Regions from separate parts of the Homo sapiens genome. Here regions 1 and 2 are each linked to region 3. A link is a loop called in an ENCODE intact Hi-C map of the cell type or tissue named here. Cell type or tissue: heart left ventricle. All regions are shown on one strand. Links, peaks and the distances in the headings refer to the core of each region. The heading gives the core; the rest is flanking DNA. Region 1 overlaps L3MBTL4 (L3MBTL histone methyl-lysine binding protein 4). Region 2 has its middle 56 kb from the start of EPB41L3. Region 3 has its middle 28 kb from the start of LINC01387.

The links. Peaks named below come from ENCODE experiments on the same cell type or tissue, not always from the same donor. Only the 100,000 strongest peaks of a DNase experiment are listed, where the experiment ranks them.
Region 1: a loop joins it to region 3, with 2.4 times the contacts of the local background. A loop is called at or near these places in 2 of 110 quality-filtered maps.
Region 2: it touches region 3 in a loop (7-fold over the local background); 3 of 110 quality-filtered maps call a loop at or near these places.

Annotation. Positions count from the first base shown.
Region 1 is chr18:6,214,383-6,224,767 of GRCh38, forward strand. L3MBTL4 (L3MBTL histone methyl-lysine binding protein 4) reads right to left here. Exons shown (of 19, transcript NM_001330559.2): 11 at 1,368-1,453. Among named protein-coding and RNA genes, the nearest start is that of L3MBTL4-AS1, 37 kb to the right of the region's middle. RefSeq lists an enhancer at 4,831-4,880. In heart left ventricle, for the core only: a CTCF peak has its summit at 4,934 (motif pointing left); no DNase peak of the experiment used is centred there.
Region 2 is chr18:5,595,264-5,605,648 of GRCh38, forward strand. It overlaps a transcript of EPB41L3 not described here. Among named protein-coding and RNA genes, the nearest start is that of EPB41L3, 56 kb to the left of the region's middle. In heart left ventricle, for the core only: a CTCF peak has its summit at 5,307 (motif pointing right); no DNase peak of the experiment used is centred there.
Region 3 is chr18:6,477,984-6,488,368 of GRCh38, forward strand. No RefSeq gene overlaps it. Among named protein-coding and RNA genes, the nearest start is that of LINC01387, 28 kb to the right of the region's middle. RefSeq lists an enhancer at 4,664-4,723. In heart left ventricle, for the core only: CTCF peaks have their summits at 4,778 (motif pointing left) and 4,979; a DNase peak (open chromatin) is centred at 4,758.

The DNA.
Region 1 (10,385 bases), core at 2,205-7,204, 260 kb before region 3:
ACTCTCAAAAATCAAAATCAAAAGCAACTCTGATAGTTTCTATAGGTTGGCAAAAAGTTTCACTTTGAAAGCTATTACACATAAAAGTGTTCAATTGGTTTTATTGGAAACAAAAGTGTTTTGAATTTTTCAAGTTCAGAAATGGCAAAAGGAAAATAAAACCCAACTAATATGTCAGTAATAAACAGTCAAATCTTTCTGCAATATCTGGTGTGTTTCTCTCCAGCTTTTGTAGAAACACATTTTCTTTGTAAGATGCATTATCACATCTACTAAATGGAGTATACTGACTGTAATTAGGTCTTTCATCCCGGAGAATCTTTCTGTTCTCCCCAACATCACTGTCCTGAACAACAGAGGTAGAAGAGTTTAGTATTGTACACGCCTAAGGTACATCCCTGAGCTGAATCCACAATAACCCAGGACAGAGCTTGGAAGTTGCCTTCTTAGCTACTTTTCAGAATTTTATTTTCTTGTCATTTTCCTCTTGGAAAAGTCAAGTACAATAAGCATTTTTGCTTGCTGAACCTTTGCTCTTTTTAAACCCTTCCTAGTACTCCAACACTTCTACTTTCCTGATTTTATTATATGGACATTTCCCCCCAAATACTGTTAATTATAATCAATTTTTTCAAAAAATGAAATATCATTTTGTTTCAAGCCGCTCTTGATCTCTAGACAATTTTCAGTAAATGAAATTATATGCAGAAGCCCAATATATAAAATTCTGATTAAAGACAAGTTGGGGAACATGAAACACACAGAGAACTGAAAGGGAATAGAGTTTGAAAACCGCTGGTTTAGGTTTAGGATATAAATATCTTTAACTGTACTACCTATGTACTTTATTTTAGAAATTAATTTATACTTAGTTCAATCCTGGAATAAATATATAAGTACAAATTTAAAAATCAGTATTCTAACAAATGCTGAAAGAAAGGTTTACCTCAAAATATATAACATTATCCACACAAAGGCTATGCATTCAACAATTTTGTTATGGCATCATGGACAGTCAAACAGTCCCTGAGAGAGTGGTACTGTGAAAATTCAGAGTTCTCACTCAGCAGACTAATAGAACCAGAAATGTAAGGAATGGATCATCAGCAGTTGATGAGGTGTTTTCAATTGTACCTCTGATTTGCCATTTTTCAAGGAAGGAAACCATCATCTACATTTCTATATGGGAACAATAGCAGATGAGTCACCTACTTTGTATTTTTAACTAAAAGAAAAGCATATTGGTTATGAAATTACTACTTGAATTTAGAAAGAAAAAACTAGAATAATTTTAAACTGCCAAATGTAGGCATGACTCAATACAAACGTTGTTTAAAGGTGAGAGTTTGTACCCACATAGAACTTACCATTTTAAAAACTTTGGCAGGAACTGCATTGGTTTGAGTAGCTTCCAGGTATTCTGTCCAGGAAAAATTTTCTGGATTGGGATAACCTGAAAATATATATATATAAATAGCAAAAGATTACTCATAGATATTCTGATTCCCGTATACTACAAAACGTTGGATGATATGACACCTAATGTTAATTGAATGCTCACCATTAAACAGACCTGATGCTAAGAACTTCAGATATATTAATTCACTTAACCATAACCTCTGAGAAGGCAAAGGCATGCCTGCACTCAAGCACTTACTCCATGGTACTCTCATTCACTCAACAAGGTTAAGTGAGTTGGCCAAGGTCAAAGGCCATGTGAGTACTTCACAGAGCCAGGTGAGACCCAGGTTTCTGACTCCCAAGCTCCAACAGAAGGCTCCTTAGCAGTTTGAAAACACTTACAAGCAACCATCTGACCTCATACCATGAATTGGAAAAAAAAGACTCTGAAAATCTTTCAAATTTCTCTAATCATTCTATATCTATTAAAGCTTTAGTCTCATTATTAAATCTTTGTAATTACAATTTCCTAAAATTGCAGTTAAAACTATATATTGAACATGATATAAAGAACTCTATTTCAAATTTCCTTCTTGTTTCTCTTTATGTTTGTGTTCTTTCATTCCTAATTAAATTTGCTAGAGATCTATATAGTATAGTTTTATTTATCTTTCCACGCAATAAGTATTTAGATTTATTCATCAGCTCTATTTTTTCTTCTTTTTTCTTTTCTAATTATATTGTTTACTGCTTTTACTCTTATTACTTCCTCCCTCCTACATCTCTTCAGTTTATTTTATATTTGTTTTGTCAAATTGAATTATAAACATAACTTATTTTCATTTAAAATGAAATAGACAATGAACCTGCCATTGTTGCCACTAAATTCAGGTTTAGACAGCTGGACACATTTTTTAAAAATATGTATTCTTCTCACTTTTTATTTTCTAGAAACCAATTATAATTGTAATCTGTGTTGTCTTGATTTAATCCTTAAATATTTATTTGAGATACTCCAAGTAATTTTCATATTTGTTTAAAATAGTAACACTAATATCTAGTTTACTACATAATAGTTTCAGAATGTCATGTGACATATAGAATTCCTGCTTTTGAGGTTTGAGGATTTCTTTTTAGTATAAAATAGAGTCAACAATTTTTAAAAAACAGAGTATATATGTATTTTAAAGTATGTTAGCATTTTCAGTAATACAATCTAGCTATATTATGCAAAAATCTGTCCTTTAAGCAGAAAGTCTGAAGCAATATGCTCAATTCTCTAAAATAAGTATTTTTTTACAATTCCCCCATATTTCTGATCATTTTTCCTTCATTTTTATGCTTTTTAATAAAAATATATTTAAAGGAAAGTACACAAATCAAGTGGATAGACTGAACATTTTTCAAAAAACTAGCATACCAGCATAACCAGACACAGATCTAAACCAGGACATTTCCAGAGCTCCAGGATCCCCTCCCCATCATCGTCCCTTCTAGGCACCATACCACCCTCCTCAAAGAGAAATCCCTACCCTCGCTTCCAACCACAGAGATTTGTTTTCTTCTGTTTTTCCCTTTACGTAAATGCAATCACACAGCATGTGCTCCTTTGTGGTGAACATCTTTTGCTCTGCATTCCGAATGTGAGGGTCAGGTGGATTATTGCCTTCAGAACATTCATTTTCATTGTTGTATAATATTCCATTATGTGAGTATTTCACAATTTATCTATCTATTCTACTGATTGTGGTCATTTGGGTGGTTTCCATTTGGGAGCTATTATTAAAAATGCTGCTATGAACATTCTGGTATATTCTTTTTAGTGATAAGAAGTATACATTTATGTTGGAATGCATCCAGGAGTAACACTGCTAGATCATGGAGTACTTTGCTTCATATTTTGATGTTACATCATTCTGTACATAAAATGTTTGGCATGAGTTGTGCTTTCTATTTATTCTTGATATAGAGAAAATTTCCCTTTCCCTTTTGGATACATTTATGTATTTTGTCTCAAATTATTTTTACTAAAAATTATATTGCCACCCTATTATTTTCTGTTTGTGTTTGCTGATAATATTTTACCCATCGTTTTTACTTTTATATTATTTTGTTCCAGACATATCTATTTTAATCACTTTCTAAATGGACTTTTAAATTAATTTACATTTGTTTTCACCACTAGTTTTTTAATCTAATTTCTGTAAACATGTTTTAAGCTGAATTTTTTTTAAGCTCTCTTGAGGTTTCCTTTGCTTTCTATCCTTTCCTTTATGAGTTATACTATATATTTTATGTTTCAATAAGTATTTCTGCAGTTGCATTTACTTTTTCTTTTTCAAGAGATGAGGTTTCTCTAGGCTGCCCGGGCTGGAATGCGGTGGCTCTTCTGACACAGTCATAGAGGACTGCAGCCTCAAACTCCTGGGCTCATGTTGTTCTCTCACCTCCGCCTTCTGAGTAGCTGGGACTACAGGCACATGATACCACACCCAACTCTGCATTTACTTTTATAGCTGATACTTTTTAAAATCATCCAAATCCATTTATCACATTTTGGATCTCCACATTTCTGTGTAGATTTTGAACCATGCCCACACCTGGCCCCTTCCATGCTGGGCTTCTTCACCCAGGCACCTGACCAGTACATATGGTTGGATAGAGCGAAAGGAAACCTGAGTGTAGGGGACTAAGGACTGGATGTGAGGTAAGTAAGAGAGACAGTACCTGGTCCTGTCCCAGCCTGGTAAAGAGACTTGGCATGCTACTGTGAGAGTCACTATCCTTCTTCCCCTTTTTGTGAAAAACAGGTGAAAATTAAAGGCTGTGACCGTTTTAAATGGCTCTTAAGCAGCAATTGCGTCTATGCCACTCTCAGAAATGAGCTATGTACATGCAAAAAAGGGAAAATATTGTACCTGTATATTCCCTGTTCAATGAACCCAAAGAGAGAAGAATGTCATATGGCCCAGGGAGAGTTGCAAAAGCCACGTACTCCAACTTTCTTCCTTCCGACCCCAGCCCTGAGTCCTGGTAGACCTTGGGAAGCAAGAAGTAGGGCTGCAGGGGGAGTGGGAGGGGCCAGGTCCATGCACACAGCAGTGCAGCAATACCGTGGAAGAAGCTTTCCAACGATTTAAATTCCTACTTGAGACAAGAATGAAATACAGGAGACCGCCCCATGGAACAAGAACAGCCTTTAACCTCTTCACCCCTCTCAATGAAAACCCACCTCTAACTGGCTTCCATTTATAGGTAAGCACTGTACTCACTTACATGAAGTCAGTTATTCCTCATCTATCCCTGTGAGGTACACTTTTATCTACATTTTTTAGGTGAGAACTTGAGCCTTGAGCAGCCTGCCAAGTGCTATACAGTTAGAAAGTGGAAGAAATGGTATCTGAACAATGACGCGTGGCTCCATCAACCTCATACTTATCACTTCGTCCTGCTGAGACTGAAAACCCAGCGCATCCATGATCCAAGGCAGCCCCTTTCAGGCCTCAGGACTGAGATGCTGAGCTCCCTCTGGAGGCCAAGGCATAGAACTGCGACAGCGAGAGGGCGGGACTGTAAACTGCTGGACTGGAGACTGGGCTATATTGTTTAAATTATTTATTCATGTCCCACCTCATTCCATGCCATTTTGAGTTAAAAACTTGCATGCTTTGGTTCAGCCACCCATGCCCACAGCCACAGCTTGGACCTCATTCTTTAGGTCCAAGCTGTGGCTGTGGGCATGGGTGGCTGAACCAAAGCGTGGAAAAAGTGTCACAGAAATTAGGATCAAGGAAGTACTGAGCTAGGGCGTCGGCCACTCAGCCCTGGATTTCCTCATGGTGCCAGCAATTCTTCCGGTAAAACGGTAGATCTGGGTGACAAATATCTTCAGTTAATGATGAAGAATAATTAAAAATCATCTGGATGGTGGCAAAATTAGGGGTGAGATGGAGTGAAGCAGAACAGCCTGAACGCTCAGGAAGAAGGGGATTTTCCAAACAGCTGAGAACTGTTTTAGAAGACGAGGAGAACTACTTGGGATGTGGCAAAATAAGCCGTCTCCTTTACAGGCTGCAGGGAAGTGGTGGCCTCGAGAGGGACAAAGGAGGAGGCCCTGTGTGAAAAAGCTGGGATCAGCTGGACATGGCGGCACACACCTGTAGTCCCAGCTACTCAGGAAGCTGGAGTGGGAGGATCACTTGAGCCGCTGAGTTCAAGACCAGCCTAGGAACATAACGAGACCTCACCTCTATTTTAAAACACAATTTAAAAAATAAAAATAAAAAGAAGAAACTGAGATCTAGGGAGATTACTTCCAGAACCTGGAGTGGAACGCATTCAGGGTCAAGAAAAAGCCCTTCTGGAGGATGCAAATATGGAAGCAAAAAAGGAAACATGTAAGGGTTAAACAATGGTAAATATAAGTTAAAACCTTCTCTACCATGTCATTCCAATGGCTTCCTCGATTACACAGGGGAAAAGCAAGTGCTTACCATGACCTACAGGGCCCTACAGAACTTGGCCCCACTACCGCTCTGACCTCATCTCCTGTTCACTACACTCCTGCTGTAACTAGAACACTGCAGACATCCTCCCTCTTCAAGTTCTTGTACTTGTTGTTCCTTTACCTGGAGAGTTATCTGTAGATATCCTCCAGACTTGTCACCTTATCTCAAATGCCACTCAACTGTCACCTTCTCGCTCAGTCCCACCCTGACTCTCTATATAATAGGGAGCCCCCCTCCCAAATGTATGTGCCCTTCCTAACCCCATTACTTGCCTTATTCTTCTCCACAGCACTTATTGACACCTAACACAGTGTGTGTTGTGAATATTTCATTTCTCTTGCTCCATTAGAACATAGGCTGCCTTATGATAGGAATATGTTCACTTCACTGTTATTTCCTCACAACATACAGCTGGTATTCAGTAAGTATTTGGTAAATATTTGTTGAATGAATAAAATATATTTCCTGAAACATTTACATTTTACATTTTGGTGGCCAAGAATGATAGAGATACAAGCCAAAATGATACCAGTCTAGCCCCAAAATTCTGAATGAAACTCTGATACAAAGTTTTTTGCCTGCTGGTACTGGTGGCATCAGAGGTACCATTTGAACAAAATGGTGCTGGTGTGTCAATACTGGCTAATGTTCCAACAGCACTGTAAACTGGATGATGCCAAGAAAAAGCCGTCTGATCTGTGGCATCTATACAATGCAAATGTAATACTCCTCAGTTTTTTTTTCCATATTAGAAGGCCATGTAAGAAGGTGTAATACTGGTTTCAGATTTTTTTTTAAAGGCACCCTCGATTATTTTTCCTCTAGGAACAACAGCCTAAGCAGCAACCTATTTTTTCCACTGGAACATTCTTTCTAAAGAATTGAGCTCATGAATCAATAGCACAAGTCCTTAAGTTCCTGACTAGTCTGGGTGACCTGTCCCTTAGGAACTAGAGAAGCAGAACAACCACAATTATACTGGTGGCCAATTCAGGAAACAAAATCATTGCTGTATGACAAGCAGGTTTTAAGTAATGGCCAATAGTCCTATTTAATAAGCAGCAATAAAAGGGATCTGCCAAGGGTCTATCACAATAGACAAATCTATCTGTCTATTGGATCTGCCAAGGGTCTATCACAATAGACAGAATGTTCAGCATGAACACACATGCTGGATGGACACTTCATCAAACTCAATTCTACTGATGAGGAAAGTGAGACCTGGCATTTTAAGTGACTCATACAAGGCAAGGCAACTAACAACGAAGTCAAAGCTAGAGCCTGTGTCTCCTGACTTGCAATTTGTAGAAATCAAAACTTCTAAAGAGCTACTTTGAGGTTTACTGAGTGCTCTAGGCTGCTGGGCCTGAAGTCTCAGAGAAAGCATCAATAGAATAATTAGGATTATGTGACTAGTACCAGTGCGGCCCTGGCTAGCTTTCACTATCATTTTAAGAACCTGAATTATATAAGAAAGCCCCTCAGAGGCCACTTATTCATTTGTTTCAAGTGTCTCTCACAAGGCAGGGCAGTGAGTCATCCAAATATCCGGGCCTCCAATGATAGAGATTGAGGAAAGTTACACTACCTGAAAGCTGTCATTCTGCTAGTAGGTTCTGCACATACAGAAGGGCCCTTCATGGAAACAATCATAGGACCAAGTGGTCACTAATTGTCTTGTATGAAATAGTGGCATGCTGTTCAGTACATGACTCAGAAATACAAGATTTGAAGAAAATCAGATGCTTCAATCGTGGCCAAGCCTAATTCAGGTTCACCCTTTATTGTTTCAAAACACATGTTGAAAATGACCTCACATTTACGGTGCCTTAGATATTAGAAGTCTTACATTCATATTCAGCTCATAACAATTAAAGTTAAAATATCTTTCTGGCAAAAGAACATAAGTTAGACTCTCTAACATTTACAGCAGTACGTCAGATTTTTTACTTGATCATTAATTAGTTTCTAAAGCATAGGGAGAATTCTTTGATCTACAGTATGAAATATCAGCACCTCAGGAGCTTGTCAAAGAGCTCATTTTATAATTGATTGTTTTGCTCAAAGTATGGCTGAGCTGTACTATATCCAGAATACACTATGTAAAGAAATAAACTCTCTTTTGTGTCTGGCGAGATCACCAGAAAACAACCTATCTGTGTTGCACTGGCTGAGCGCCCAGCAGAACTGTCTTCAATACCATGGCTCATGCGGGATCTAATCTAACCCAATGTTTTGGCAGGCATTTGAGACAGAGTAATGAGTTCTATTTCTCTCTGTCTCTCAATACTTAAGATTTTAAAATAAAAAGCTAGGGTTGTTTTTCTCTTAGTTTCTCTAACCGTATCATATTCCACTGAGTGACACTCTATTACAGACCTAGCAATCCTCACGTTATATCTTTATTGTTCTTTATTACATCCTCAGCTCCTAGCTGTGCCTCACATTTGGTAGGCACTCAATTCATATCGTTCAATTCATTAATTAATAATTTATATTATCCTCTGAACTCTTACCTTCCTTATGCCAACAGAATCTATCTATAGAAACTAGCACAGTTCCATTTAAAATACAGTAATCTTTTGTTTGGCTAAAAAAAAGTTAATGGCTAAGGTTGCAACTAAAGGAAGGATTTCTTTGGACTGTAAATTTTTCTATTATAATATAATATAATATAATATAATATAATATAAGCTTTGCAAGGAAATTATGAGGTAAAGTGGTCATTGGGTATCAAAATATTAATTTGCAAAGCTAAATATTTCTATGTGTTCATGAAACATCTAGAATATCTACTAAGTAGGTCCAGCCAATTGGTGATTCTAGAGAATCTAAAAAAACCAACTGTGTTATTTCTACAAAGTACATTTCATTACCTCCCAAAATACCAATTATTATAGCTTTATTCCCTAATAATAAATGTTCATTCAGCCAACAGGTTTGAATGCTCAATTTCCAGTTTAAAAATGCGGAAATAAACACATACTTTTAGCTGTGTTCCCTTCTAAATGCCAACAGGTATCAATAAAGGCATTTTTAAATGAATGTTTAACACAAAAATGCTGAGTTAATTTTGATATAACACATTATGAAATATTATGCAGTTATTATAAAGAAAGAATTTGAACTATACAGATGAGTTGGAAGGAATTTGCCATGAGACATAGTTGAGCAAAGTTAAAAATGATGTAAAGTAAGTACCTAATATAATCCAATTTTTACAGCACAAACAATGACAAAAAAAACATGGGCTTATGAACACATGGATATGAGCATGTATGTGCACATGGATATGCAATCATGAGAATCCACAAAATACGTACAGTATAAGATGATGGCTTTTCCTCTTGGTAAGAAGGCTGAACTGCATTTCCTAGACTCCTATGTAGCTACATGTAGTCCTGTGACTGAATTCAGGCCAACCCATGTGAGTAGAAATGATGTAATAAGCTACCTCCAAGTTTGGCCCTCCCATGTACAACCATCAGCTTCTTTCTATTCTCCGGCTGAAATGGAAAGATTACCAAGAAATTGGAGGATAATCCCAGAATAATTGCATGGAACAGAACTAGCCCCTATCAGCCATGATTATACTGTGACAGGAGCAAGAAACAAAATCTTAAATGTGCTAAAAGCACTAACATTTTGGAGCGGTTCGATATACTAGTTAGCTCAAGGTGACTAATATTAAGGGATTAGCATCAGTTACCATTTGCTCGGTGGGAGTAATTAACCTGGGTGGAAGGAGAAACCAAGGGGCACTAAGTGAGAAAACTCTGCAATTATAAAATAGTACGAATATAATGTTATTTATGCAAAAAATAAAAATAAAAACAAAACTAATATGAAGACATAAAGCCCCAAGGCGAACAGGTAAAAAGCCAAATGCAAATGAGAAATGTCAACAAAAATCCCTGGAAGTGTAAAAAAGAAACCAACAAATGAAAACTGACTTAACAAAACTTTACAAAGCTAAAACATAAATCTGTTAAAGAAGAACACATAAATCTGTTAACATAAGAAGTAGCTAGTTTATGTTATAGAATCCAGGAAAGCTTGGGAATTGCAGGCACCAAATATTTCTAATGGCAGCAGTGTGGGGCTAAACACAGACACTGGTCTTAAAGTCTGGTAGACCCCACGAAGTCATCTACCTTGCCCAACACAACGGGGGAACCATCCCTCATGCATTAAGGCAAAAGGCTGGAGGTTTTAATCTCTAGATAGATTGAAACAGAGAAGTTACAGATGTGGAAATCTTAGGCGCTAATGAAACCCACTCACAGAACAATGACCTCTCTACCCACTCCCATGGCCAGGATCTCAGAGAGCTAGCAGCACCCTCCCAAGTCATCCATTCTCACCATACACACCAGTCAGAGGAATGGAGGAACCTTGCCTGTGGAAACTGACCCAAGAGTCCTAGTTATGTTATTTGGGGGTGTAGAAACAAAACACGTGGTTTCCATCTGAACA
Region 2 (10,385 bases), core at 3,300-8,299, 880 kb before region 3:
AGTGCAGAAGGAAAGATTCCACTTCATCTCCTTCAAGAGATTTATATGTAGCCCTGGAAGAAAGCTTAGCAGGAGCCACAGATTCCACACTGACTGCTCCTCCATCAGTCTGGGCTGTGCACGCCCTCCCCAGAAGCCAGGAATACACTGTCTCCTGGACAGCCTTCCATTTTCCAGCCCCTTCTTATGCCATCCTCTCAGCAAGCAGGAGCTCCTGTACCTCCTCTCCACCTTGAGGTCTACCCTAGGGGCCATCTCACGTGCCATGTCTTTTGGGAACATTTCCTGGCAGAAGGAATCTGTTGCTTATTTGTTATCTGATGTGCCCACTTCTGCAGTAATTGTGTGAAAGCTCAGAGAGTAGGATGCATCCCACCCCAGCAGCTCAAACAGTGCCTTCCCCATCAGTAAGTGTTTGATACATACTACATACTTGATTTTTAAAAAAAGGCAACTGTAGTAAATTTACTGACCGATTCTCCATTTCAGAATTCCTGGACATGTGCTTATTTTCCTTAACTGTCCACCAAAAAATTTCTAAATCGGTGCTTCTTAAGCAGGTCCATGGGGATCATGGAATACTATTGGGGGTAATCTGTAATCCTCCAAAAATTGTATATTAATTTAATGTATATTCCAGTAGGTGGCTCCCATCTTCCACTCCATCCCCACATTCTCTGGGGAATCTTTATAACCGTTTTTAAGTCTTTAAGGTAACTGTAATCCAAAAAGCAATTTAAAATTCACTGCTCTAAATTTATTTGTGTTTAAACAATGAGGTATAAGAGCTTCCTGAGATGCTTAAACAATGGAATGAGCCACCTCACATAGTGTCCATCCTCTGAATATTTCTCTGTTCGGATTGGTCCAGAAAACCACTTACCTGAAGGCCAGAATGAGCCATATGACTTCTGAGAATCTTAGATCATTGAAGCTAGAAGTGTTCCTAGCGATCACATCAGAGGGCATGGCAGAACACTGATTTCTGGGTCCCACCCCTGCAGTCTATGCTTCTGTAGGTCCTGGGGCCAAGGAATGGATTTCTAACAAGTCCCAGGTAAGGCTGACGTGCTGGTCAGTGGACCAGGCTTTGAGAACCACTTATCTAACCTTATTTCCTATATTACAAAAGTAGACTGAGGCCTTCAGAAGCTGGGTGTGACCCACCAAAAGTAACAGCTAAGTAGGACGCCCAGGGTCTAACCACATTATGATTAGCAGGGTCTTCTTAAGCAGGTCTCCTATGAGTTTCTGAAACTTGCAGATAAACACCAAGACACAAAAATGTGTCTCAGCCGTAGACACTCATACTTGTTGGCAATACTAGTTTTACCTGATATTGCTGAGGTTATAAAGAGAAAAGAATCCACCTTTATGGCTGCTCATCCCAAGCAAAGTTGAGAAACATTTTCTGTTGTTTTTCTTTTTCTTCCTCTAAATGATAAATATCCTGTGGCAGTTTTATTCCTGTGGCTAAAATGTTCTTTTAAAATAAAAACATTACATCATCCTTCTGACAATGCAATAAGAAGATTCTTTTCGTGAGGTCATTTTCATAGCGTTTTAATAATGAGGTATTTTTCCATAAGCCTTTTAAATATATTTTAAAAATTATTTTTAAGGAGTTTATTTTCCAGCATTTTGAAATCTCCTCTCCCAGCTCTCCACATAAATAATCAACATGATAGATAAAAGCATAGTCTATCCCAGCTACTCAGGAGGCTGAGGCAGGAGGATTGCTTTGAGTCTAGGAGTTCAAAGCCAGCCTGGGCAACTTTGCGACACCCCCATCTCTGAAAAGAAGGAAAAGGAAGAAAAGGAATAGTCTATAAGACTGGCTTGGACCAAATTGTTTCACACCCTTGCCTCACCTCAATCTGGGTCTAGCTTCAATCTACCATTTGTTCCTAATCTCCCCCTCATGCCACCAGACCCTCCTCAAGTGCCTTTTGGTTTTTGCTCCTTAGTCATTCTGCTTCTCAGATCAGTGACCCTTATTCTGGATCTGTCTCATAACCTCAGATTTTTCTAACCCAGAATATCCAAATTCATCTCTCTATGATATGACTTGGCTTCAGGACACTCCCTTAGGAGCAGCCTCCAGTGTCCTGCTGAGATCTGACTACATCCCATTAGTGCATTACATTACAATGTATTCATCCGAAAATTCTGAGGTTTTACAATGTATTTGTAAAACCTTCTCAGAATTTCTGGGTTTTTATTTTCTCCCAATCCCATGGTAACTGTATTCTACTGTTTATTTTAGGAAAATTTGCAATTATTCATTATACATTAAACAATGAATTTTGTAAGAGATGAATATACAATATAAAACCCACCTTTGTTCTATTTTGTTATAATAACCACTATAAATGGTTCTCTAAGTGTAGTGAATTCAGAATTTAGGAAGATTTTGCAAATCCTGCAAATCAGCCTCATTCTGGAAGGGAACAGCAGAAGTCAAATAACCTAGGAAAGATGGATACTGTCTTGTCAATTTATGGTATCACTGTCTTCCACACAGTCTTACTCCTAGACACCCCCAAGTGGGGTGTGACTTCATTTTCCAACTCTGGAAGCTGCTCTTCACACCACTCAAGACCAGGAGAGTAGCACCAGCCATGGAAACCACAGCAGTAGCAGCAGCAGCTCATCACCATGGGCATCTCCACCACGTGTTTGAGTGCTCTCTCTGTCCCAGATCCTGCATGCACAATGTTTCTAATTCCTGTAGCAGTTCTGTCAAAGATGAAGTAACTTCTCAGGGCTTCAGATCTGGGAAATAAAAGAGCTGAGACTTGAAAGTAGGCCTCATCTTACTTATACCAGCAGTTCTCCAACTGAGGCCCAGGAACCCCTGGGGGTTCCTTGAAACCCTTATCTGAAACAGCAAGGTCAAAGAATTGCCCGAAAAGACTAATTGAGATACTCTTCCCTTTTCCAGCAACATTTCTGAGTGAAGTTGGATTTTCTGTGCATTTTCTTACTATACTACAAAACAGTGTATCGTAACAGATTGAATGCAGAAGCAGATGAGAATACACTTGTCTTCTATTAAGTCAGACATTAAAGAGACTTATAAAAATGTAAAACAATGCCATTCTACTCATTAAATTGTTCTATTTTGGAAAATGTAATTACTTTTCATAAAAGTATGTCATTCGTTTATGTTAACATGTAATGGTTTACTAATGTTATTTTTAAATGAATTAATAAATATTTTAAAATATTATTAGTTTTCATGTTCAAAATGGTAAATATCAATAGGTATAATCTACCTAAGCAAAAGTTCTTTGTGGATTCTCAGTAGTGAAAAACGGTGTCAACCCTCAAAAGTCTGAGAACCTCCATATTAGATAATACAGTATTAGAATTCAACATTAGATAATACTCCATGGTTTCATTGTATCACCTGCATTCCAGAAGGAAGGCTCTCATTGCTGGAGAAGAAGAGGCAGAAAAGCAGATGTCCTTGCCTTTAGAATTCTGCCTTGTCAATTAACACTATCACTGCCTTGTTGCAGCTATTCTCTCTAGGAGTATACCATGTATGTGGCCTTAACTAAATGCACCAGGGAATATAGGATCATTAAAAATACACTTGTGCTCAGTCTCTTCGGTTAAACTGAAAGTTTCTTGAGGACACGGACAGCATCAACTCCCTTGGAATCTAGCACATTTTAAATCTTGAATAAGAACAGTGATTAACTGGAGAAGGAAAGAAGAGTTCATGCCATGAGGATTTTGGAAGTTTGACATGCAGAATACGATGCAGAAGAACAAACATGTACTATGGAGAACAAACAAACATGTATTATGGAACAGAGATCTGAGTTCAAATTCTGACACAACCTAGATAAATCATTTGATTTTTCCATGTGTCAGTTTCCTAATCTATGAAATAGATTCAGGAGTCCCTAATTCACATAATGTTAGGAGAATTAAATACATCATGTATGCCCAACACCTGTCCTGAGGTAGGCACACAGGAAATATTACTCCCATTGTAATGGCGATGGGCCAAAGTGAGAGCAAACTCTTCACATCAGAAAAGCCAAATATTTGAGGGGACACATTTCTTAAGGAAACGTCTCAATTCTCTGTATCCCTTGGCTGTTGATGTCATCATCAAGGTAGGGCATTTTCCTGTTTAGGCACCTCAGACCAGTATTTAGTCCCTGATATGGTTTAGATCTGTGTCCCCACCCAAATCTCATGTCGAATGGTAATCCCCAGTGTTGGAGGTGGGGCCTGGTAGGAGGTGACTGGATCATGCATTTGTTTCTCATGAAAGGGTTAACATCATCCCCTTAGTGCTGTTCTCGTGATAGTGAATGAGCTCTCACAAGTGCTGGTTGTTTGAAAGTATGTTGCACCTTCCCCCTTGCTCTATCTCTTGCTCCTGCTTTTGCCATATGACTGTGCCTGCTCCCGCTTTGCCTTCCGCCATGGTTGTAAGTTTTCTGAGGCTCCCAGAAGCCTAGCAGAAGCCACTATGCTTCCTGTACAGCCTGCAGAATGATGAGCCAATTAAATCCCTTTCTTTACAAATTACCTAGTCTCAGGTATTTCTTTATAGCACTGCATGGATTCATACAGTCCTTTAGAGACGTATTTATATTCTCTTCTTGGAACTCACGGGCAACAGATATAAGCACCAGAAACTCTCCTCTATAAGAAAAACATATTTAAAAATTGAATACCGTGATACAGTGATATTTTCAAAGCTGTAAAAAGTTGTACCATCAACTGTAGTACACTCCACTTAGTGGCTGCTAAGTAAACAATTCTGAATCTTAAGGCTGGATTCAATATAAAAACTTTCAAAATGTAGTTAGATGATGTTCTTAAAATTATTAAATAAAATCATTGATCTAAAATTTAAGCACCTGTTTACAAAAAGAAAGAAAAAAATTTCAGGCAGTAACTTTCTTAAGTTTACCAAGGGTTGAGGCATGGCAAACTGTCTCATTTAAGATTCTTCTCTTGTCATACTGCTAGAAAATTGGATCTAAATTCATTCACCACAGGCAAAGGTAATGTTTACAACCTAAAATTATATTTGGACACATAAGAGATGTAATTTTGCCTTTTTAAAAAGTAGATAAAAATAAGAATCTGTGGAGAAATGAGAGAATCAGAAGGAATGTCTGTATAAATCACATGAATGATCTGAACCATAAAAGCACTTTATAAAATATCAGTCTTTTGCTTTACAGTCTCATCATAAAAAAAGAGTATATTCAACTAATTTTTGCCCCTTCTATACTACTTACATCCATATTATTTTTTAACCTAAAACTTACACTAGGTGGAGCCCCTTGTCCAAGATTGGGAGAGATTTAAAAAAGCAAAGGGAAGAAAAAAACATTACAATTACAATCAAAACCAAAAAAGGCACTCATCCTTTCGTTTTAAAAATATATCCTTAAAATCTACAGTACCAACAAAACCAATGTTCTTTCTAATCATTAAAACCATTAAAATGAATACAGAGTACCATTAACATTTACTACAGAGAAGAAGTAGTTACCAAGCTGCCGCTGCAGAGTCAAGAGCTAGAAGGCCCTGAATTCCAATGCAAACATTAAATTTCAGTTGGGGCGGAGGTGTAAAAGGCATGGAAGATAAAATCTTCTCTGGATACTTCTAAAAATGTTTTAACCGTGTTAATGCTCTCATGCTGTAAAGGGCACATAGTACTCAGCTAATTCATGGCATTCCAGTTAGAGATACATTGTTGTCAAACAACAACAACAGCTCTTAAAAAACACCAGAGCACTAACAAATGGCAAAATATCCAAAATACATGGATATTTTGCTCTTTGCTTTCCATGATTCAGATATATAGGAATATGCAGGCATTTGAAGACGTTGGGAGGGGGAAGGGCTTCTGAACTGAACAAATCACATGTTCAATTATGGTTAAGCAGGACCTGCAGTTAAAAATAGGCTCTAAGTCTTGAGACTCTTAATGGACTGTAACTAGAGAAGGAGATAAGGCTTCAGAGATAACACCATCAAACTTAGGTGATCAGTCATTGCTGTAGGATAAAACCACCCCTACCTCCCTCCAATGCTGCTAAGTTGCCTCCCCCTGTGCTATCCCAGGGCTGGCTTTGCAACCCAACCTGCTGGAAGTGCAAAGTTCAGACCAGCAGCAAGAACTCTTGCCCCATGCTTCTGCTGACATAGCCTGCAGGGATCTGTCAGTTCACTGTGTAATAAAACCTTGTAGTGTGTGTTGTTGTTTTTTTCCTTCAGATTTCCACAAAATCTTGGGCCAGGCAAGACAAACTTCTGCTGACAGCTGAATTACGCAGCAGAGTAACCTTTGAACAAGTACGAATCATTGACCTCACATAAATTTCCCCCAGAAAGTCCAAGAAACTGGTTGTATCAGGGGTGAGATAAGCATGAAGGCAGTTAGAACTATCCCAGAAATCCAGTTCCATTCTTAAGTAGGTATTTACATCTGTTACACTAAAATGATTATGAAAAACAAATTTTCTTTGATGTTTTCCTCATCCTTTCCATATGCAAGCTGAATGTTTTTCCTTTGCAAACTAATTACTAAATTAAACTGTAACTCCATTATCATAAATGATTTATAAAAGCAAAACTAACAGGGATAAAGAAGAATAGCACTTCGGAGTGGTTGATTTTCTTTGATGACGGAGGTGATTTTTTGAAAAGAAATGAAGCTAGTATAGAGGACCTGTGGCTTCAGGTTCTCCAGCCATTTATTGCCTAAAATAAAGATCGGACAAATTAAACAAATTATGTTAAGTAGGATTTTTCAATGCCTGTCCGCAGCTTTCATGTAAAATTGGTCCTTAAACTCTGTATATTTTCATACCAAGTTCTCATTTTGATGGTAAAGAAGTTTGACCTTCTGCTACAATAACATCAAGTGTTTCAATTAGTTTTTCACATGGGGTGTGGGGGAACTAGCAGCATGTCCTGTAGTATACACACTAACTCATTTTCCCCTAAATGCTGCACGTTTTCCATCCCTCCTGCCAGTATTAATCATAGCAAAGCTTATATACAAATTGTTTCCCTAAAAGATGAAGCTGAGCACCTTGTGCCTACTTGTGGCACAATACCAGGAAGGTGATGCTAATCCACTTGGAAGGATCAATAGGGACTCCACAGATTTACAGTCCTTCTGTCTTCTGCTCTCTCTCACTCATTGATTGATTGACTGAGACAGGTCTCATTCTGTTGCCCAGGCTGGTATGCATCATAGCTCACCGTAGCCTCAAACTCCTGGGCTCAAGCGATCTTCCCATCTCAGCCTCCTGAGTAGCTGGGACTACAGGCATGTGCCACCATGCCCGTCTAACTTTTTCTTTCCCCTGTAAAGACGAGGTTTCACTTTGTTGCCTAGGCAGGTCTTGACCTCATGGCCTCAAGCAATCCTCCTGCCTCAGCCTCTCAAAGTGCTGGGATTACAGGCATGAACCACTGCACCTCACCTCACCTCCTCCCTTGATACCTAGGGTGACAAGTCCAGAAGAAGAGGATAGGTAACCGATGTTTAAAGATTTTTAAATATAGGACTTTAGGACTGACAGGAAAATGGTTGATAAGGAAAGCTACAGACTAAAATAGATTTTAGAATAAATTTCTCTAGCTAATAATCTCATTCTCTATATGCCAGGGAAGAAAGAACTTCATGAATCAATTGTTTTTCATTTTGCTGACACTCAGTATTGGTCCTGAGAACAATTTCTTTCTAAGCAAAGTAATGTTTAACTACTTCCCTATCATCAACACTGCCTCATAAGCATAATTTAGAACCTTGCTGTTGTAATTCAGTATGCTTCAATTTTTTTTCCTTTTCATTAATACTTTGAAAGGGAGACTTAATGTCTTATTCATCAGGACTGTTATCATCTGAGCAATAATTAAAGATAAGGTAGAAAAAACAAAGGACGTGCATATACATAGGAGTCATTAAAAGGAAGGGAAGCCTCTCTAAGTGAGAGGAAAATGAACAAAGTCACTTTCTTTTGGACTGGGTGGAAATGAGCTAAGGCCCGCCTCCAACCCAAATCATGGGAGGTTCTTAGAGGACAATGTCAGAAGGCAAGACTTGGACAAGGCTGCAGGCTCAGCCCTGGAACGGAAGCATGTTCCCGTGTTTTGGAACCTTGCTCAGCTACAGGAACCAACCTGCAAGTCTTGACGGTCATTGTACTTTTAGAGTCTGGGAGTGGAATAAAGAGGAAGAGTGATAATTCTGATTTTGGGCAATTACGGGTTTTGCCAGGAGTGCCTCTCCTTTCAATGGATATAAGTCAGCAACTGCAGGAGCTATAAAATTTGAAGAAGGCTGGGCATGGTGGCTCACGCCTAATCTCAGCACTTTGGGAGGCCAAGGCAGGAGGATCACTAGACCCTAGGAGTTTGAGACCAGCCTGGGCAACATAGTAAGACCCTATATCTATAAAAAGGAAAAAATAGCCTGGCATGGTGGTACGTGCTTATAGTCCTAGCTACTTGGGAGACTGAGGTGGGAGGCTGAGGCTGCAGTGAACTATGATCAATCACGCCACTGCACTCCAGCCTGGGTAACAAAGTGAGGCCTTGTCTCAAAATTAAAATTTAAAAAAAAAGTTGAATGAGATATTATTTGGGTAAGAAAAGTAAAAGTTAACATTTCCTGGAAGGGTCAAACTCAAATCTCTGGAAGTTCAAAGCTTAGCTCATTTGATATCTCCTTCCAGAAGTGTCCACACACACACACACGTGCACACACACACAGACATACACATATACATACATGCATACACATGCCCACACATACACATAAATACACATGTAACTTCCACTCAGCCAAGTTTGATGTAATGCATCTTTTCTAGTATACTCTGCTTGTAATAGTATTAGAATCATTCTTTCATTCTGCTTTGTATTATGATCAATAGTTTAAATGTCCTTACCCACCAATGGCTTGAAATCTCCTTGGTATTTGACTTACTCTTTTTTTTTTAATGATCCCATAGCAGCAACAGTGGTGCTGTCCCCTTTTTGGGCACTCAGTAAATGTTTACAGAATAAGTAGCAGAAATTTAAATATTTGCCATTTGCTGCTTTTAGAGTTGGAAGCCTTCACTAAAATTTCAGGGGTCTTTAAAAGTCATACCTTTTTATTCAGAGAGAAATCCATTTTATTAAAAACCATTTCTTTCTCTTTTTTTTGACAGAGTCTTGCTCTGTCACCTGGGCTGGAGTGCAGTGGCACAATCTTGGCTCACTGCAACCTCCGCCTTCCGAGTTCAAGTGATTCTTGTGTCTCAGCCACCCGAGTAGCTGGGATTACAGATGTGCACCACTATTCCCAGATAATTTTTGTATTTTTAGTAGAGAAGGGGTTTCACCATGTTGGCCAGGCTGGTCTCGAACTTCTGGCCTCAAGTGATCTGCCCACCTTGGCCTCCCAAAGTACTGGGATTATAGGTGTGAGCTACTGTGCCCGGCCTTAAAAACCATTTCTATTAATAAAGCAGATTGAAATAGCCCATGTTTCATTTCCTCTCCTTATCCCCTAATTTCCCAAAGCCACAGGCATTTTGCTTTTTTTCAGCTAATTTCACAAAAAAGTTACGCCCATATGGTGGACACTATGATATACCTCCCAGATCCCCTTACAGGAATAAAGGATTTATAATCCTCTAGCTGCTAAAAGTGCTGCCAGCAGGTGGCCCTTAGCTGTCAACCATCTGTGGGGATTGCCTCTGCCGAAGACAACTGCTTACCTCAGGTCACACCTCCTCCTGGGGAGGGCCAACATCCAAAATGACTAGTCTCTGTGGGGGAAGAAATGCTCCAGCCCTCTTACTCTAATTAGAAACAACTTGGAAGTCATCCCCACTCCAGTACTCCCCAGGTAAGGTAGGTTGAGGCCTCTGCTGGGACTACAACCAGCCCAACTTCTCCCTCTGCCCAGCCCTGCTTTCTTCCTTAGTAATGAGCTCAATCAACACCTTGGCCACCCATGTTCATCTCACAGCCGACATCTTAAGAAACACAATCTATGACAGCCTACCAAATTTCAAGTGTTAGGTACACAGACATCACTAAGAGATCAGGTCCCAGTTCTTTCTGATTTTATTTTTCTTTATTTTTTTTAGATGGAGTCTGCTGCCCAGGCTGGAGTGCAGTGGTGCACTCATGGCTCACTGCAGCCTAAATCTCCCAGGCTCAAGCAATACTACTGCCCCAGCCTCCCAAGCAGCTGGGGCTACAAGTACACACCACCACACCTGGCTGATGTTTATTTTATTTTATTTTTAGTAGTTCTCTTTAATTTTTAGTATTTTTGTTTTTATTTTTTATTGTTAGGTCTTTCTATGTTGCCCAGGCTGGTCTCAAAC
Region 3 (10,385 bases), core at 1,997-6,996:
AGTGGGATTAAAGGAGGAGAAAACTAAAGTCAGAGAAACCATTTAGAAGTCAGGCACAATTATCCAGAAACTTATAGGGTTGGGCGGAGATGGTCGTGGGTGTAGCAGAGGAGGACAAAAAGGGATGAGATTTAGAGACGTTTTGAACAGAAAATTAATGTGAGTTTTTAAACTGACATGCCAAGTCTATGGAAAAAGTTAACAGAGTCAACAGTTATTCCAGATGTTGAGGCTGAGTGGCTGGGAGGCTGGGAGAACTGACCTTGAAGGGATGTTGAGAGACAATGGCTGGCACTCAATGTCCACTTGGGAGTTTCGTGCACGCACCCTTGGTGGAGTCGAGAGCATGAAAGGGTGCTTCCAAAGAGCCTGTGGGTGGAAACGGCAGAGAGCCAGAGGCCGGGCCTTAGAGAGCCTCTGCTTCTGGGGCTGGGGGAGGAAGAAGCTCTAAGATGCCAACCCCACAAAGAGCCAAAGAAGATGCTGGAGGAGGACCAGAGAATTTAAAACCAGAGAAGCTAAGTGCATCACATTGAAATTATGTTTTCTTAAAGATTTTTATATACCCTGGAGTTTTCAAAATTGAGAGCAGTATAGACAATATTCAGTTCAACATGTTTGGCTGAATAATATTGTTAACAATAGGGCTTTTTAAAATGGAAATTTTTGCAATTAAGCCAGGGATGTGACATGTCCCATAAAAAGAAAGACTAGTGTGCTTCCAAAATTAAGATAAAAAGGCTAGTAATTACTGAACAGCCAAATAGGTCTTCAAACAAATAGAAGTCCTTCTCAGAAAAAAACGGCGTCTGGAGTCTGGCCATATATTTGCTCATCATTCCTGAAAGTATGGGCACATTTAGAACATCCTGTCCTCTACCAGCACCCTTGATTCTCAGCCCCTTTTCTAAAATTACAGTTTCCAGTGATAGCTACCCCTGAAATACTGGCTTTTCTCCAGGACCGTGGCAAGTATTTATGGCATGGCTTCTTTTATTTAAAAATTGTGAGATTTTATTTTCCTTAAGTCCTTAAAACACACAGTCCACTACTGTTGTTTAAACTGTCTTTACCACTGGTGTGCTGAACTTCCAAAATATTTAGGCAAGAGCTTACTAAAGTTAAAAGTCAGGTAAATGAGGACTCAATGGGAAAAGGATAGTCTCTTCAATAAATGAAGATACTAGGCTATTCACAATAGCAAAGACATGGAATCAGCGTAAAAGCCCATCAATAGTAGACTGGATAAAAAAAATGTGGTACATATATACCATGGGCTACTACACAGCCATAAAAAAGATGAAATTCTGTTTTTTGCAGCAACGTGAATGGAGCTGGAGGCCGTTATCCTTAGTGAACTAACACAGGAACAGAAAAGTGAATACTGCATGTTCTCACTTATAAGTTGGAGCTAAACATTGAGTACACATGGACACAAAGAATGGAACAACACACACCAAGGGCTACTTTAGGGTGGAAAGAGGTAGGAGGGTGAGGATCAAAAAATTACCTATCAGGTACTATGCTTACTACCTGTATAGGCAAAATAATTTTACAACAAACCCCTGTGACATGCAATTTACCTATGTAACAAACATGCACATGTATTCCTGAACCTAAAATAAAAGTTAAAAAAATTAAAAATTAAAAAATAAATGAGTGGTGCTGGAAAAACTGGATTTTTACATGCAAAAGAATGAAATTGGACTCTTATCTTATACTACATAAAAAAATCAACTCAAAGTTAAAAAAAAAAACCCTAAATATAGGACAAGAAACCACAAATTTCCCAGAAGAGAACATAGGGGAAAATCTCCTTGATATTGACATTGGCAAAGGTTTTGTTTGTTGTTGTTGTTGTTTTGACAATACACCAAAAGCTCAGGCTACAAAAGCAAAAACGAATAAATGCGATGTCATCAAAATTTAAAAAACTTCTGTACAGCAAAGGAAACAATCAACAGGGTGAAGAGACAATCTATGGAATGATAGAATATATTTGGACACCATGCATCTGATAAGGGGTTCATATCCAAAATCGATCAGAAATCAAACTCAATAGTAGAAAACAAATAACCTGATTCAGAAATAGTGCCCTGACAGTGGCGCATGTCACTGAGGAGGCTGAGACAGGAGGATCACTTGAGCCCAGAAGTTCGAGATCAGCCTGGGCAATATAGCAGGATAGAACAGGATTGCTTGAGCCTGGGAGTTTGCAGTGAGCTATGATCGCACCACTGCACTCCACCCTGGGCAACAGAGTGAGACCCTGTCTCAGAAAAACAAACAAACAAAATAAATAAATAAATAAAACAAGAAAAAAAACGCAAATTGAAACCACTATGAGATACCACCCCACACCCTTTAGGATGGCTATTATCAAAAAAACAAGAGGTAACAAATGGAGAGAGTGTTGGGAGGGTTGGAGAAAAGGGAACACTTATGCATTGTTAGTGGGAATGTAGATTGCTGCAGCCACTATGGAAAACAGTATGGAGGTTTCTAAAGAAATTAAAAATAGAACTACCATACCATATGACCTAGTAATCCTATACTAAAAGGAGATTAAATCACCCGCTAGTAGAGATACCTGCACTCTTATGTTCACTACAGCATTATTCACAACAGTCAAGGTATGAAAACAACCTAACTGTCAACGGATGAATGGATAAAGAAACTGTAATATTCCAACACACGCACAACAGAATAATTCAGCCTTAGAAAGAAGGAGATCCTGCCATTTGCCACAACATGGTTGAACCTGGAGGATATTATGTGAAGTGAAATAAGCCAGACAGAGAAAGAAAAATATTGCATGATCTCACTTATATGTGGAATCTAAGAAAACAGAAAGGTCATATATGCAGAGATAGAGAACAAAACAGTGGTAACCAGTGGGAGGAAATTGGGAGATGTAGGTCAAAGGATACAAAATAGCAGATACGTGGGATGGACAAGGGTAGAGATCTAATGTGTAACATGAGGACTATAGGTAATAAAAGTACGTTGTATTAGAGAGTTTTGTTAAATAAGTAGATTTTAGCTGCTCTTGGCACACAAATATTGTAACTATGTGAGATGATAGTTATGTTAATTTGTTTCTCTCTAGTAACCAATTTACTATTTATATGTATCCCATATCCAATTGTAAACCTCCAATATACACAATAAAATTTATTTTAAAAAATAATAAAATGAAAATAAAAATATTTACATGAAACTTTTAAAAACCAGCTAAATGGACAAGTAAAGCACATTAATCACAATAAACAAGAAAAATGAAAACTTCACAGAGCTGGAAGTTGTTCATCAGCATTCTCACTACATAAAACACAGTTAGCCTCCTTCTCCCTTCTTGACCCCTAACCCTTCCCCCTCCCCATCCTACCCTCCTATTAAAAAAAGGGAAATATAATAAAAAGCCTGTGAGCTCCAAAAATAGGTAATCCGAGTCCAAGTCTCAAAGATCACGTATGGCATGCTAACAATCTTATCAACATTTCTCGCACTGTGTTTTAATGCAAGACACTCAGTTTTAGATGTTACTCTTCTTCTAGTTTTACCAATATTTGCATCTTATAAACAAACCACAGTGGATTAGGAGTGGTTTGCTGTGTGTGGCTTTGGTTGACTGTCAGTGAAGGGCACTGGACATAGGGACATGAAAAAGAGACAGTGGGGAGAAGAGCAGACAGCATGATGCTGAAGAGAAGAAAAAGAAACCTACGCAAGCAGAAACAAGCAACAGAAACAATAAGGCAGCCCAGAGTTGTTTATTTATCAAAACAGGATTGAGACAATAGGGTAGAGCAAACAGGGTGTCAAACATGGCCTCTGTAGCCCCAAAGGTTGTCACTACACAGAAAGGATGCTCAGCCATAACGAATCAGTTTAATTCTATTCCACGTTTTTCTTGATGAGAAATACATGCCACATTTAAGAAAGCTACCGATTCAAAATGGTTAACATTTTCTAAAAATACACTGAGGTCTACAAAAATTGAATTGGCTTATTGTATCTTCACTGCTGTTGGAGAAGTGAAGTTTTACCATCAGGCAATTCTCCTCCTGTGCATAATGATACCATACTGAAGTTTTAAATAGAAAGACATTGAAGTTTTTGAACCTTAATGTGAAGTTGTCCCTTTCAATTAAATATGGCACATATGTATTAATAAACAGACATCCCTGTAAAGTGAATTTCTCTGTACATGGAATCCAAATTTCTCACTGGTTTATATGTTAAATTCATATGTAGGAAAAACTTTAAAAATGTTCATAAACTATAATAAAGACAATAATTCAGCTCTTCTGAAAACTGCAGGCAGATAGGGTACAGTAGCAGACAGGACTTCGGAAGTACTGGGTTTAAGCCCAGGGCAGGTTAAAGGTTGTGGCTGTGGCTTTGAACAAGCCACTTTTGCCCTTCTGAATCTATGCAGATGCTTTGTTCATTTCAGAAGCATTTCTAGAGCTCCTACTAAGTGCCAGGCCTCATGCTAGGTCTCAGGCATACAAGGGTAAACAAGACAAGGCCTCTGGCTTCATAGGTTATCCAAGAACCTTGAAATGGTTTTGAACTTTTGGGATGAATAATGCTGGAAATTAGTTCAAGACAAATTCCCTGGAGATTTTAAGTGTGAAATACTAAGGATTACACAATTCACTCCCTGCTTAGCGTCTAAGGAGGAATCGCATTTCACCCTCGCTCCCTGGGAAGTGCGTGGCCGCCCCAGTCCTGGGTCCCGTGCTGCCTCAGCACCATCTGCTGGCTCACGAGGGAAGGGCCTGCAGGGAGGTCCTGCGGGGTCGGCCCAGCCCCACCCAAGGACCGCCTTACAGACCTCCTGGCAGGGACCAATGATGGCTGGTTGGCCAAAATAACTCTTGCTGGTGAAGAAAGCTGGGAGAAACATGACGTCTGAAGGGTTACTCGCCACCGTCTGGCGTAGGTGACTCAGCCAGGCAGGACCTCACACAGAGGAAACATTATGATTGCTCTAAGTACTGTAAGAAGAGAATTATTATTTTGTTGTGAGTGTATGATCCAATAAAGGTAACAATATACAGAATCACATGCCCTGTAGGTGAGACTCCAACCCGTCCTAGACTTACTGGCTGTGTGGAGATGCCTGGGAGAGCGTGGCAGGGCTGCAGCAGCTCACATTCCCCACGTACCTGCCCTGGCAGACAGCCTGGGATTGGCAAATGCACAATCATATTCACCAGGTGAAGAAAGGACCAGGACTTCCCCTATGGTCCGTCTTTTCTGATTTTTTTCTTCTTCTTCTTCTTCTTCTTTTTTTTTTTTTTTTTTTTGAGACGGGGTCTCGCTCTGACACCAGGTTGGAGTGCAGTGGAGTGATCTCAGCTCACTGCAACCTCCGACTCCCGGGTTCAAGCAATTCTCCTGCCTCAGCCTCCCGAGTAGCTGGGATTACAGGCGCCCGCCACCATGCCCAGCTAATTTTTGTATTTTTGGAGGAGACAGGGTTTCATCATGTTGGCCAGGATGGTCTCGATCTCCTGACCACGTGATCTGCCCACGTCCGCCTCCCGCAGTGCTGGGATTACAGGCGTGAACCACCGCGCCCAGCCTCTTTTTTGATTCTTGAAGTCACTCTTAGCACTTTGCTGAGGCTGTTTGTTAGCTTAGTGGTTTTCTATTCTGATTGTATCTGTTTTGACTTTGAAGGGAAAATGATATATTTGTTTGGTCAGAAAGACATAAGCCAAATAGTGGTGTGCAGTTGGGTTGCTCCACGAAGCAGAGCCTGAGATGAAGGCTTACAAATGGACTGTTTATTTGAAGGGACAGGATTGTGGGACAGAGGCATAGAACAGGGAAGGAGGGAAAGTTGCATTAAGAAGGTGTTGTCCAATGGGGTACCGTGGCAGGCAGTCAATGCTCTGTCCAGCCTGGATCTTCTGAAGAGCCATTTGAAATATGTCTCAGAACTGTCTTCTCCAGGGAATTGGAGGCTGGACCCCACGTTATGATCATGCAGGTGCAAATACCAGAATGTGCTCCAAGGTGCCTCCTGCATGGCAGCCGCCATCACACCCAAAGGCAAGAAAGAAGAGGCGTGCACAGGTGTGAGATTGCACCTGCGAGAAGCTGTCAGCGTCCTCAGAGAGGCAGAACTTGAGCATTGTGAAATGGCATGCAACAGGAGCCCAGTTCAAGTATTTACTCAGGAATAAAAAGTTTGGACATGTTACAGATGATTTATAACGACCTCCTAAATTATTGTAGCATTATTGATTGATTGGGTAGGTGGAAAAATGTGGAAGCTTGGCTAAGCCTGGGAATAAATAAAGGTGGGTGACTTTTCAGCCTTTATAGTCTATAAAAGAGTATCTCCCCTCACACTCACTTTTTATTATCAGTGCACTACTAGACTCTGACTTTAGCAATTTTGTTGTAAATAATAGTATATTTAGAAATCTATTCTTGAGACTAAGACTATGCATAAAAGGTTCCTGGGAAACCGAAAGTTATCATTTATTTGGCTAATTACGTCTAACTAGGTAGCTAAAATGCATAATAAGAATCCAAATAGCATTTTCCCACAGAGGGGGATTAATTGAATAATTAATAGCCTTCTCTATTTTGCATGAATAATTAAGAAGTCTAAAGGAACTACAAGCTGAATTCCATTACACCGAACGATTCCCAGGCCAATAGCAATGGCATATTAAAAGCAATATTCAATACAACCAAATTGTAGGACACACAAACCCTGACAGCATTCTCTCAGAGCTTGTTATAACAAGTTTTGACCCTGAGCAATAATCACTGGATTTTTCAACATTGTCATGTGAAAATACATTCTGTAGTCAGTTTGTTTCTCGTCCAGGTGAACAAAGCATACTTGTTCTAGGAGCAAATCAATGGTTTCATTGTTAATGTGGCATTTGGCAGGGAGGGAGAGTTATTGTTGGCTTATTTATCACACACATTTCTGGAGATGATCCACTAGTTTTAAATAGGAACAGGACATTTTAAATGCAAAATACACTGGAATTTCTCGATAATGGACATTTCTCCTTGTACAAGTTTCTCTTCAGAGATTAATATCTAAAACTCCCCGCTACAAGAAAAATTTGTTGCAGTAGTGGGGTTCCTATGTAGCATCTTAGGCGGTCTTAGCAGCGCCTTGGAACTCTTCAACCTCTGCTGTTAGCCCTCTGGAGTTTCCACATAGAGCATCCAAGCCTGCCTCTCCCTCCATGAGCACTTTTTCCTCTATGGACTGTTTACTGCCTGCAAGGCAGCAAGAGTTTCTGAGGGGCTGAATTACAAGGCAAGTGCTTTGGCTGAAATCCAAATGAAAATCATGGTTTCTCCATTGATTACCTGTAATTAAAATTGTTTCTTGATTAGAAGATCAACATTTTCCTCTATTTTAATATGCCTTAAATCAAAATGCAGCCTAGATTTGATGTGAATATTTACTATCATATTGTCTGGTGAGTCTTGGAAGCAATCCTAGCATATAACGAAGGAAACCTCATAAAAAGCAGAGAAACTTTAGCACACAAATCATTGTATTTCAGTGGGGTGCATAGAAGTGAGTTTACAAACAATGAAGTTTGTTTGTTTTTTTGTTTGTTTGTTTGTTTGTTTGTTTATTGAGACGGAGTTTTGCTTTTGTCGCCCCGGCTGGAGTGCAATGGCACAATCTCGACTCACTGCAAACTCCGCCTCCCGGGTTCAAGTGATTCTCCTGCCTCAGCCTCCCAAGTAGCTGGGATGGCAGGTGCCCGCCACTACGCCTAGCTAATTTTTGTATTTTTAGTAGAGACAGGGTTTCACCATGTTGGCCAGGATGGTCTCACCTCCAGTGATCTGCCCTCCTTGGCCTCCCAAAGTGCTGGGATTACAGGCATGAGCCACTGTGCCCAGCCTACAAACAATGAAATTTAAGGCAGTGGCTCTCAACTTTTTCCCCTCACCCACATTCCTCTAGTATGTGACTATGATCACGTATGTGGTGGAAATGTCCCCAGGTTGGGAATTTGCTTTTCCTTCCTCCTTCCCTCCCCGACATTTGTGCAACAGCTACACCATGCCTCACACCAGGCTGGGCTCTGGTTGTTAGAGTGGTAAATGTTACAAAATCTGATCAAATTGCAACTCCCCCCACCCCCAGCCCTCTGTACTGACCTTCCCTGCTTCACATTTTCCATAGCAAATGTCATCATCGGACATATTAGGTGTGTTACTTATTTATTATACATTTCTCCTGTCTCTCAGGTAAGGTCCCTGAGTATGAGAAACTTTGTTTTGTTCACTGATAAATCCTAAGTAAACACTGTTCTAGGCACATGGTAGGCTCGATACAAATAGTTTGAATGAATAACTATTGGAATGAATAAATATTCTAATGGGGAAAGATAGAACAATGAATAAACCAAATAATTACAGGTGTAACAACTGCTGGGTGATAAGAAAGTAGGTAATTAGGGAGGCCACCTTGAGGAGGGTTTAGAGAAATCCCCTGGGAGAAGTGACAAGCCCAGACCCAAGGGTGAGAGTGAAATGGCACAGAAAGAGTCACGAGTTTTGAAGGAGGGAGGGGTGGGGTTTTGTCAGAATTGTCAGGCAGAAGACAGACAGTGAGCCTCATTTCATTCAGGCTGTAGGTGAGAGATGAGGCTGGGAAGAGGTTTAGAGCCAGCTCATGCTCAGCCCTGGAGGTCGTGATAAAGAGTTTGGATTTTATTTTTAAAGCAATAGGAAATTATTGAAGGATTTTTAAGTCACTCTATGAGCTACAGGATCTGAAACTTTTTGATTCTCCCTCCTGGGGACGCATACATTTCCACTTAAGAATCTCTGGTCTAAGTCAGAATCTGGTAGCCATCTCACTAATCTTTCAGTATTATGATTCCTCCTTTTCCTCCTCTGTGGCTTCAAAAAGAGAAATCCTTAGCAACATCTCTCAGGCCTTGGCAACAACCCATAGGCTTATGTATGGCTCTAGGCTCTGTGATTTCACACTGTATGCAAACCCTTGGAACCTTCCTTGTCTATCTGCTACTTGGGGAGGGAGGTTGCTTTCTTGATTAAAAGATCAGTGCCCCTCTCTCTCCTTTTCTTTTTTAAATAACTACTCCTGAGTTAATCTGAAAACCTAGCTTTAATATGCATTGCTGCTTTCTTAGTACTCTGCTTTTTCTAGACTCCCATTCTCCCAGGTGAAGCTGGTCACAACTATTAGGCAATCTCTATGCTAAACGTAGTCCCGCCCCACTCTTTCCCCAAGGAGAATTTGCATTCCTGCCTTGCTTTAGCCCTCAGCTTTCAGGAGAACTCACTTGCTATCATCTATTGAAGCCTGGACCTTGAGGACTCCTGAGTATCTCCTTAGCAACAGATGCAATTCACCTTGCAACAAATCCTACCATAGAACGAAGGAAACATCGTACTAAAGCAGAGAAATTTAGCACACAAATCATTGTGTTTCAGTAGGGTGCATAGAGAGATTACAGACAATGAAGTTTAAGGCAGTGGTTCTCAACTTTTTCCCCTCGCCCACATCTCTCTAGGATGTGACCACGATTATGTATGTGTTGGAAATGTCAACCAGGTCGGGTATTTGCTTGTTCCCTTCATTCCTCCCTCCCTCCCCCACATTTGTTCAACAGCTATACCATGCGTCATACCAGGCTGGGGTCTAGTTATTTGAATGGTAAACATTACAAAGCCTGCTGAAATTGCAAATTTTCAGATAGTCCTGGCATAAAATTCCCCCCAGAGTGTTCTGAGAGGCCTGGATCTCATCCTGTGAAAGCAAGCAAACAACCTTTTTAGCAAGGCTTTCTGAATGTAGATTTAGCTTTATGTCATTCTCATAACAGAATTAGGATTCAGTCCTGCTGATGATCAATTCTAGCCTATTGCAGAAAGTAAGCCCGAAGCCAATAGCCAACACATGATGACAACATTGTCAATGTAGGTTTTTTCCCTGGATGGTATTCTAGAGACAGTATGTGTAAACCAAAAATAAAATTCTAAGACCCCCAGCCATCTGAATGGACCTCTCCTCTTGGCCAAGGGCATTCCCAAGTTAACCTGAAAAACTAGTTCAGGCCATGATGGGAAGCGGGTGTCAGATATGCCTCATGATACTCCCCCTCCCTTTTGGAATTCAGGCCCAGCTGACCAGCATTAACATTAAAACAGGTCTTATGACTAACAAAGCAGACTCTTTGCAGCAATAGGACACCAAATTCCAGCCTGACTCTAGGATGGCATCACATAACAGATAGCAGGCCCTGAAAAAAATCAAAGTGTATTTCTTTGACATATTTTGAAATGGCCCTGCAAAGCTGTCTCTTGTGGGGAAAATCTGCATTCTGTAGAGAATCTCAGTTCCT